2 separate regions of the Homo sapiens genome follow, and region 1 is linked to region 2. Evidence: read pairs that join two places in POLR2A ChIA-PET (ENCODE). Cell type or tissue: CD4-positive, alpha-beta T cell. All regions are shown on one strand. Each heading gives the region's core, and the rest is flanking DNA. Links, peaks and the distances in the headings are about the cores only.

Region 1 (4,395 bases), core at 103-4,102, 490 kb before region 2:
AAGAACAAAACTGGAAAATCACATTATTGGATGTCAAATCATACTACAGAGCTGTAGTAACCAAAACAGCATAATACTGGCAGAAAAACAAACACATAGATCAGTGGAACAGAATAGAGAATACAGAAATAAATCCATACATCTACAATGAACTTACTTTTGACAAACATGCCAAGAATATACATTGCAGAAAAATCTTCAATAAATGGTGCTGGGAAAACTGGATATCATATGCAGAAGAATGAAACCTGATCAATATCTCTCACTTTGTACAAAAATGAAGTCAGGCCAGGCGAGGTGGTTCACGCCTGTAATCCCAGCACTTTGGGAAGCCGAGGCGGGTGGATTACCTGAGGTCAGGAGTTCAAGACCAGCCTGGACAAAATGGTGGTGAAACTCCATCTCTACTAAAAATACAAAAAATTAGCTGAGCATGGTGGCAGGCAACTGTAATCCCAGCTACTAGGGAGGCTGAGGCAGGAGAATCGCTTGAACCCCGGAGGCAGAGGTTGCAGTGAGCCGAGATCACGTCATTGCACTCCAGCCTGGGTGACAAGAGCAAAACTCCGTCTCAAAAATAAATAAATAAAAATACAAAAACTAGCCAGGCGTGGTGGCGCATGGCTGTAATCCCAGCTAATGGGAGACTGAGGCATGAGAATTGCTTGACCCAGGAGGCAGAGGTTGCAGTGAGCTGAGATCGTGCCACTGCACTCCAGCCTGGGCAACAGAGCAAGACTCTGTCTCAAAAACAAAAAAAAGTAATAATAATATATAGATATGCAGATTTTTTTTCTGAGACACGGTCTCCCTCTGTCACCCAGGGTGAGTGCAGTAGCAAGATCAGGCCTCACTGCAGTCTCGACCTCCCAGACTCAAGTGATCCTCCCACCTCAGCCTCTCAAGTAGCTGGGACTACAGGCATGTGTCACCACACCTGGCTAATTTTTTTTATTTTTTAATTTTTTATAGAGACAGGGTCTTGCTATGTTGCTCAGGCTGGTCTTGAACTCCCAGACTCAAGCAATCTTCCTGCCTCAGCCTTCCAAAGTGCTGGGATTACAGGTCTGAGCCACTGCACCTGGCCAGAAAAAAAAATATTTTTAAAAATTATAAAAGATAAAAATTAGCCATCTCAGAATGATGTGAGCAATTATTATTTTTTAAAAAACACTTCGAGGTATTTATTAGTGGTTATGGCATACAATCTACATGTGACATTTTTAGATAAGATAATTTAATAGACAGTGCCAGATAATGTTATCTGTTTGTATTGAATCTGCCTAAGGTTTTATTATCTGAGAGGCCTCAGGATTTCTTTTTTTCCCCCAAGAAAATCTTCCTTGTTGGTAAAATAGCTAAAACATTTAAAAGACAAAAATATATACGCTGGCTGGGCAGGGTGGCTCATGCTTGTAATCCCAGCACTTTGGGAAGCTGAGGCGGGAGAATCGCTTGAGACCAGGAGTTCAAGACCAGCCTGGGTTAACATAGTGGAACCCATCTCTACACACACACACACACACAAAAAAAAAAAAAAAAAAAAAAAAAAGAAGAAGAAAAGAAAAAAATTAGCTGGGTACATTGGCACATGCGTATAGTCCCAGCTACTTGGGAGGCTGAGGCAGGAAGATAGCTTGAGCCCAATAGGTTGTATTTATAGGTAAAATAGCACTGCTCAGATCCTATAGCAGCAGTAGAAGAAGAAAGTCAAGCTGTACAGCTGTGATGGTCCCACCAGTCCTAGCTCACAGGCAAGATGGGACCTAAAAGGGTTGCTGGTCAACAGGAATGGGTGGCTTGGAGACCTGATCCCAGAAGAGGGCAGCCAAGAGCTGCCTTAACCATTGAGGAAAGAATCAGAGGAGCCCTTCAAGGGTGACTTTAAAAGGGGTTCTGGGCCGGGACAGTGGCTCAAGCCTGTAATCCCAGCACTTTTGGGATCTGCCTCGGGCGGATCACGAGGTCAACAGATCGAGACCATCCTGGCCAATATGGTGAAACCTTGCCTCTACTAAAAAAACAAAAATAGCCGGGCCGGGTGGCGCGCCTGTAGTCCCAGCTACTCGGGAGGAGAATCGCTTGAACCGCGGAGGCGGAAGTTGCAGTGAGCCGAGATCGTGCCACTGCACTCCAGCCTGGGCGACAGAGTGAGACTCCATCACAAAAAAAAAAAAAAAAAAAAGGAAATAGAAAAAAAGTGTGTGTATGTATTTATAATCAAGGTCCACAAAAGGAACTTTTGCCTATTTAAATATACACAATAGTTATGATACACTTGAAAATACAATAAAGGTATGCTCTAATGATGAGTTTGAGGGCACTTTCAGGACTAGAAGCTAGAAGGAAGCTGTGATGTAACATTGTATTATGACTTAAACCTCCCTTGGAGCATTCTTGGAAGTAAGAGCTAAAGCTTAAATGCTACCCAGGTGTTATCTGAAGTCTCCTACCTACGAGATCTAGACAAGATTGGCTTGAATGCTAGTTACTCACTATGAGAAGTCCAAAGCCCTCCCTAAGATTTCTGTGACTCTCTGGGAGGGAGGAGGTAGATGTTGGGGAAGGTATGACGTTCTCATGGTCACCTTTATATGTATAAACAAAGCATTTAGAACAAATCCTGGCATGCCTTGTAAGTATTAGCTATTTTCACCTCTTCATTTTTCTTCCTCCTCCTCCTTCTCCTTGACTTTCTCTGCTTCTGGCTTCCACTAAGCAGGGTCAGTTAATAGATTGTCACCTTATTTCTGACACAGCTGTTCCATTCTGCACCATGCGGATCCATTGGTTAATTTCATTACCTGTTTCAATTGATACATACTTATAATACCACTACTCACTCCACTGCTCACCTCCCACCCCACACCCACCTCCACAGATGTTATTATCTGTTAACATGAAGTTTGTTTTTTTTTTTTTAGACGGAGTCTTGCTGTGTCGCTCAGGCTAGAAGTGCAAATAGCACAATCTCTGCTCACTGCAACCTCTGCCTCCCAGATTCAAGCAATTATCCTGTCTCAGCCTACTGAGTAGCTGGGACTACAGGCGCACATCACCACAAATTTTTGTATTTTTAGTAGAGACGGGGTTTCACCATATTGATCAGGCTGGTCTCAAACTCCTGACCTCATGTGATCCAACCACCTCAGCCTCCCAAAGTGCTGAGATTACAGGCATGAGCCGCTTTGCCCAGCCAACATGAGGTATTTTTGCTTTTGTTTTTTGAGACAGGTTCTTGCTCTGTTGCCCAGGCTGGAGTGCAGTGGCAAGATCATGGCTCACTGCAGCCTCAACTTCTTAGGCTCAATTGATCCTCCCACCTCAGCCTCCCAAGTAGCTGCTACCACAGACACATGCCATCATGCTCAGCTAATTTTTTAACATTTTTTTTTCTAGAGACAAGGTCTCATCATGTTGCCCAAGCTGGTCTTCAACTCCTGGCCTCAAGTGATCCTCCCACCTCAGCCTCCCAAAGTTTGGGGATTTAACAGGTGTGAGCCACTGCACCCAGTACATTTTTGTTTTTTATCAGACTTTGATGAAAATTTTGGGAGTGAAAATGAATGAGGTATGGGTATTCACAGCTCAACAACATGAACCCTTCCACTTGAATACTAGATACTTCTTTTTTTTTTGAGACAGAGTCTTGTCCTGTCACCCAGGCTGGAATGCGGTGGTGCGATCTCAGCTCACTGCAACTTCTGCCTCCCGACTTCAAGCGATTCTCCTGCCTCAGCTTCCTGAGTAGCTGCAACTACAGGCGCGTACCACCACGCCCAGTTAATTTTTGTATTTTTAGTCTGTAGGGTTTCCCCATGTTGGCCAGGCTGGTCTTGAACTCCTGATCTCAGGTGATCTGCCTGCCTCGGCCTCCCAAAGTTCTGGGATTACAGGCATGAGCCACCGCTCCCAGCCAAATACTAGATACTTCTTAAAAGTTCTTTTCCAAGGAATTTTTCTTTTTCTTTTCTTTTCTTTTTTTTTTTTTTTTTTTTTCGAGACGGAGTCTCGCTCTGTCACCCAGGCTGGAGTGCAGTGGCGGAATCTCACAGGTTCACGCCATTCTCCTGCCTCAGCCTCCCGAGTAGCTGGGACTACAGGCACCCGCCACCTCGCCTGGCTAATTTTTTGTATTTTTTAGTAGAGATGGGGTTTCACCGTGTTAGCCAGGATGGTCTCCATCTCCTGACCTCGTGATCCGCCCGCCTCGGCCTCCTAAAGTACTGGGATTACAGGCGTGAGCCACCGTACCCGGCCCCAGGGAATTTTTCTATTGGCTTCTGACTCATATAGGTATTTAGTAACACCCTGGCTAGATTGTTTCTCTTCTCTCCTGGGTCTTGTATCATTTCAGTACCCTCTCCTTCCTGAACTGCAGCCCCCAAATGCAAA
Region 2 (4,395 bases), core at 302-4,301:
GTGCAGTTTCACAGAATGATGCCGAGCCTCCTGGGAGCAGGGCTGTGAGCTGCTAACATCCTCCCAGGTTCTGCAGGGGTTGGAGGCTCCGTTCAGCTGATGAAACATTCTTCATCTGGGAAGACATTTAAAGGGATCGTGGCACAGCATGGCCAGGTTTTCCAGAGTTGAAAATTCCTTTTATCAAAGTGGGGGGCATGGTTATTTCTTCAATTTTTTCAAAAAAATGAAACTAAGTCGTCTGGAAAATTGGCCTTCAGAGGTGGGCGCTTTAGCTCTGTCTCTTTGACGAAGCCTTCCCTGTCCACTGTAGCCAAGAGGGACTTCTTAAATTAGCTAAGATTCTTTTGGTTGCAAGCAACTGAAAAGACACTTTATCTCTAGGTTGAACAAATTAGAGCATTTGTAGGCTCCTGAAATCAGGGTGGGAATAAGTTTATTCTTAGGAATAAATGGAGCCTGTGGGGTGCTGAATGTGGCTCGCGCTAGTTCTTGAGAGCCAACTGTTTGATTTTGAGGGATTTTGTAAGCCAGTTGTTAAATATAACATTATTAAAAAATAAATGATATAAACTCATGAGTAAAAATTGTATTAAATACAAAAGTAATAAACTCTAAAACCTCATTACTTCTCAATTATTTTACCGCATTTTGCTATTATCTACACCTTTGAGATTCTTCATATCTGTGGTATTGGTATGGTGGAAACCCTGTACAGTGGTGTGCTATTATACATCTCTTTCCAACTTCATATGTATTGATGTCATGTTGGAAGCTTGAAAATGTCCGTAGTGGAGGCATTTAAACCATAGAAATGAATGAATGCTTAAAACCAAGGCTTAATCTATTGTTTTGTTGATTGTCTAGATTCTAGACTTAAGAAAGTGAGGAAGAAAATGTTGACAATGCAAATTGAACTTGAAAGTGTGTTGTATCTGCAGTTCTTACATTGTGAATAGCATCGAAAATTGCTAAGATCTTTCAGATTTTAAGAACAATTATTTGACTTGGCAAAGCAGTCAGTCATATCACTGAAAAGTGAGTCAAGCTCCAGTATGTGTCTTTGTTGATTTACTTTCATTTTACTCACCTAAAGAAAATTACCAACCACCATTTGTGTCAGAACTACATTTGGAGAACTAGTTGTTAATGACCAGCACACTGCTGTCTTTGATGTCTCTTATTTCATATTTCTAGTTATTTCTTGGTATTGACTCTCTTTCCTCAGACCAGCATCTTCCAACAGGCTAGAACTATGTGTTTTGGCAACCCCAAAGTTCATGTGCCCAAGCTTCATTTCACAAGAGGGTCAGAAAGAAGGAACTCTCTCACCTTAGTTCCAATTTGAAGACACCAAAGAAGAACTCTGATTGGTTTGATTTGTATCACACGATCAGGAATGCAGAGGTCTATGATTGGCCCAATAGAAGCACATTTTGTGTGTGTGTGTGTGTGTGTGTGTGTGCATGCACTCGCGCATTAGGGACAGGGGGATCTTGAAGACCAGATCCTCAGAAGAAAGAGATTGGGATTGAAAAAAAAGAAGAGGAGATGTAGATAGATGAAACAATAGATGTCTTTTTTACCATGTGACCATGTGAATTTAGGCAAGTTATTCAATCTTTCTGAACTTCAGTAAAATTGAGATAATTTAATCTCTTTCATCGGTTATTGTGAGGATTAAGTAAACAATGTGCACAAAGCATTTTGCATATAGCAAATACTCAGATAATAGTCGGGGAGCATTATTTGAGGTCGCATCATTTTTCCTAGAATGTACACTCTGAGAGGGTAGGTTTTTTGCTAATATTTTACGCCACTTTTAGCATCCTACGCAGCATTTTTCTTACACAGCATAAGTGAATATTTTTAGAAAATTTTAATAAATATTTCTAGCAATAACATCTTCACTGAGATAGACTCTACTGTAAATCTACTATGCTTATTACGTACTTACCATTTAATAGATAATGGAAATCACACCCTAGGCCTCACATGCCATCAAAAAGTTCTAACAGATTGAGTGTTTCTTTGAGCAGCAAGTAAGTGTGCATGCCTGGGAAACCCCAGTTTTTCCTGCCTGTTCACAGACCAAAAATAAAAAAGAGAGAGAGAATTCTTTGATCTAAGACAGATTTGCAGATAACCACTTACCTGGAACATATATCATTAGTTTACGTCTGGCTGGTGGAACTTTTTGTTTTCTTTGTCTGTGTTTTACTTTGGGGAGAAACAACCATTAGTGGCCAGCCATTGTTTTATATTTACATGCAAAAAAAGAGACAGAGAAAGGTTTCGAACTGAGGCCCCAGGTCCTGGGGACTAGAATATGCTTTATCTCTAGTATTCCTATCCAAGTTCCTGAAGCTGTCTGGGTGAGGCAGCCTGGGCCCTGTGCACGGGGCCTTGCTTTGCCTGTTTTTTCCATTCTCTGCTCTAGACTCCTCCCTATCTTATCTCTTGCTAAATCAGGGTAGTTCCTACAGTTAATTTGCCCAACTCACTTTGCATAATTTTTCCTCTGAGTTACCCCAGAAAGCTCTAACCAGGTTCACTGATTCCCACTCCAATCCTAGCCTCCCTCAATTATATTTCTGGGCAGCAGCATTCAGTCAAGCAGTTTGGTTTGTTTCAATTTGTGCCCATCTTCTCCACTGAGCAGTCCTGGTACTCTCGCCTCCCTATGGAACCACAGGGCCCTGCTTGCCCAGTGTGGCATTCATTCCCAGCAGCTCCATCTGGATCCAGTGGCCAGCTCCTTCTACCAAGTAGAGCTGATTGGGCAGCAGACAATGGCAAGGAAAACTGAAGAATGTCACTGGCCACAGGCCCGCTGAGAGTGAGACTCCTGTGCTCCCACTGTGTCATTTGTGATTTCCCTTTCTTGTGTCTTCTATGCCAGCATGGATTCAAACCTTTGGTTTTGTCTGGAAGTGTCCAGGTGAATAATTGTTATTCTTAAAATATTCTTCGATGTATGTGCAGAACTTCTGAATTCCATTATATGGAGAAATAAAAGCATCCGTTTTCTTCAGTGCTTCATTTTATACCTCAAATTCTGCTGAAGTGATTTAATTTTCTGGGAACCACCCTCTTTTATACTTTCCTGGTGAACTTCCTTTCCTAGGTTGACAAAGCAAGCTGAGGATTTTCCTACTAAGATTTTGAGTTTCCCTGTAGTCCCAGCTGCTCGGGAGGCTGAGGCAGGAGAATGGCGTGAACCTGGGAGGCGGAGCTTGCAGTGAGCAGAGATCGCGCCACTGCACTCCAGCCTGGGCGACAGAGCGAGACTCCGTCTCAAAAAAAAAAAAAAAAAGATTTTGAGTTCCAAGCAACAGAAGTTAACTTACCTGTGTATTTATCTATGGGTGTGCAGAGCAACTCCTTGTTATACTTTCATTTACAGAAGGGCAATAGTGACAACCTAACAATGCTTAGGTCAAAAGCAGGTCCCTGCTGTTGCAGAATAGAAGCTACCACAGAATGAGCGTGTACTGTGTGGCTACTATTGTACCAGGTACTTAATACATGATCTCATTTAGTCCTCAGAATAACTTGTTATGAGGAAACTGAGTCCCAGAAAGGTGAAGTAGCTAGATCAATATAACATGGAACCAAGATTTGGACTCGGACCTCCCCAGGCCTAGCACAATCCTCTCTTCATTATACTGCGTTGCTTGTTTTTCTTGTTGATAGGAAAGAGATTTGGCGAATTATCTTGGTGTCCCTTAAATCACACCAAGCCAGCATCTGTCTTTGTCCAAGGAGTCAGGCAGCGAGTCTTGTGTGTGTACATTTTCCCACCTTCAGAACCTTTGGCTCATGCCTTTACCATCACTGTTTCCCGCTGATTCTAGCAGACAGATGGGCCTCTTTCCCAACCTGGGTCATGAGCAGAGCGGTTCATGAAGGAGTTGTTCAGAATCCTGATTCCAGGTATAATCTGCATGAACCCCATTGAGAAGGAGCCCCTTCTCAGAAGGTATCAGTGCTCTTGTGGATTGGCAGGGTTGGTGGGGTGGGGTGGGGGAGTGGGCCTTACACAGTTCTTTCAGCCCAGGGCTACTGAATGTGTCACTGAACCCATGACTCTGCTTCCATGCTATTTCACAGAACCATTTAAAGAGCAGCATATGAAAGAAAACATTAAAAAACATAATTTTATTCAAGAGTACATTCCAAATGCCTTGGTATCGAAATCGCTCCTTCTACACCTTAAGTTGATTTCCCCTAATTTGGTTTTCCAGGTATGTGCAAAGAAATCATCCCTGTGTTTTAGATATTTGAAGTTTCCTAAAACTTCCTGTTCATCTCTTCTGAGCAAACCTTTGCTTTTCTCCCCAATCTTTTAGGTATTTCCTAGTCCGTTTGAGCTCTTAGCTGGTTTTGCATTTT

The links. ChIA-PET counts read pairs that join two places held together with the same protein. Peaks named below come from ENCODE experiments on the same cell type or tissue, not always from the same donor. Only the 100,000 strongest peaks of a DNase experiment are listed, where the experiment ranks them.
Region 1: POLR2A ChIA-PET joins it to region 2 with 5 read pairs; 2 of 35 experiments call an interaction of 5 or more read pairs at or near these places.

What each region holds. Positions count from the first base shown.
Region 1 is chr5:57,135,712-57,140,106 of GRCh38, reverse strand. No RefSeq gene overlaps it. Among named protein-coding and RNA genes, the nearest start is that of GPBP1, 36 kb to the left of the region's middle. In CD4-positive, alpha-beta T cell, for the core only: a CTCF peak has its summit at 1,842 (motif pointing right); a DNase peak (open chromatin) is centred at 1,806; H3K4me3 peaks cover 233 bases; H3K27me3 peaks cover 216 bases.
Region 2 is chr5:56,645,339-56,649,733 of GRCh38, reverse strand. No RefSeq gene overlaps it. Among named protein-coding and RNA genes, the nearest start is that of C5orf67, 41 kb to the right of the region's middle. In CD4-positive, alpha-beta T cell, for the core only: no CTCF peak of the experiment used is centred there; a DNase peak (open chromatin) is centred at 2,073.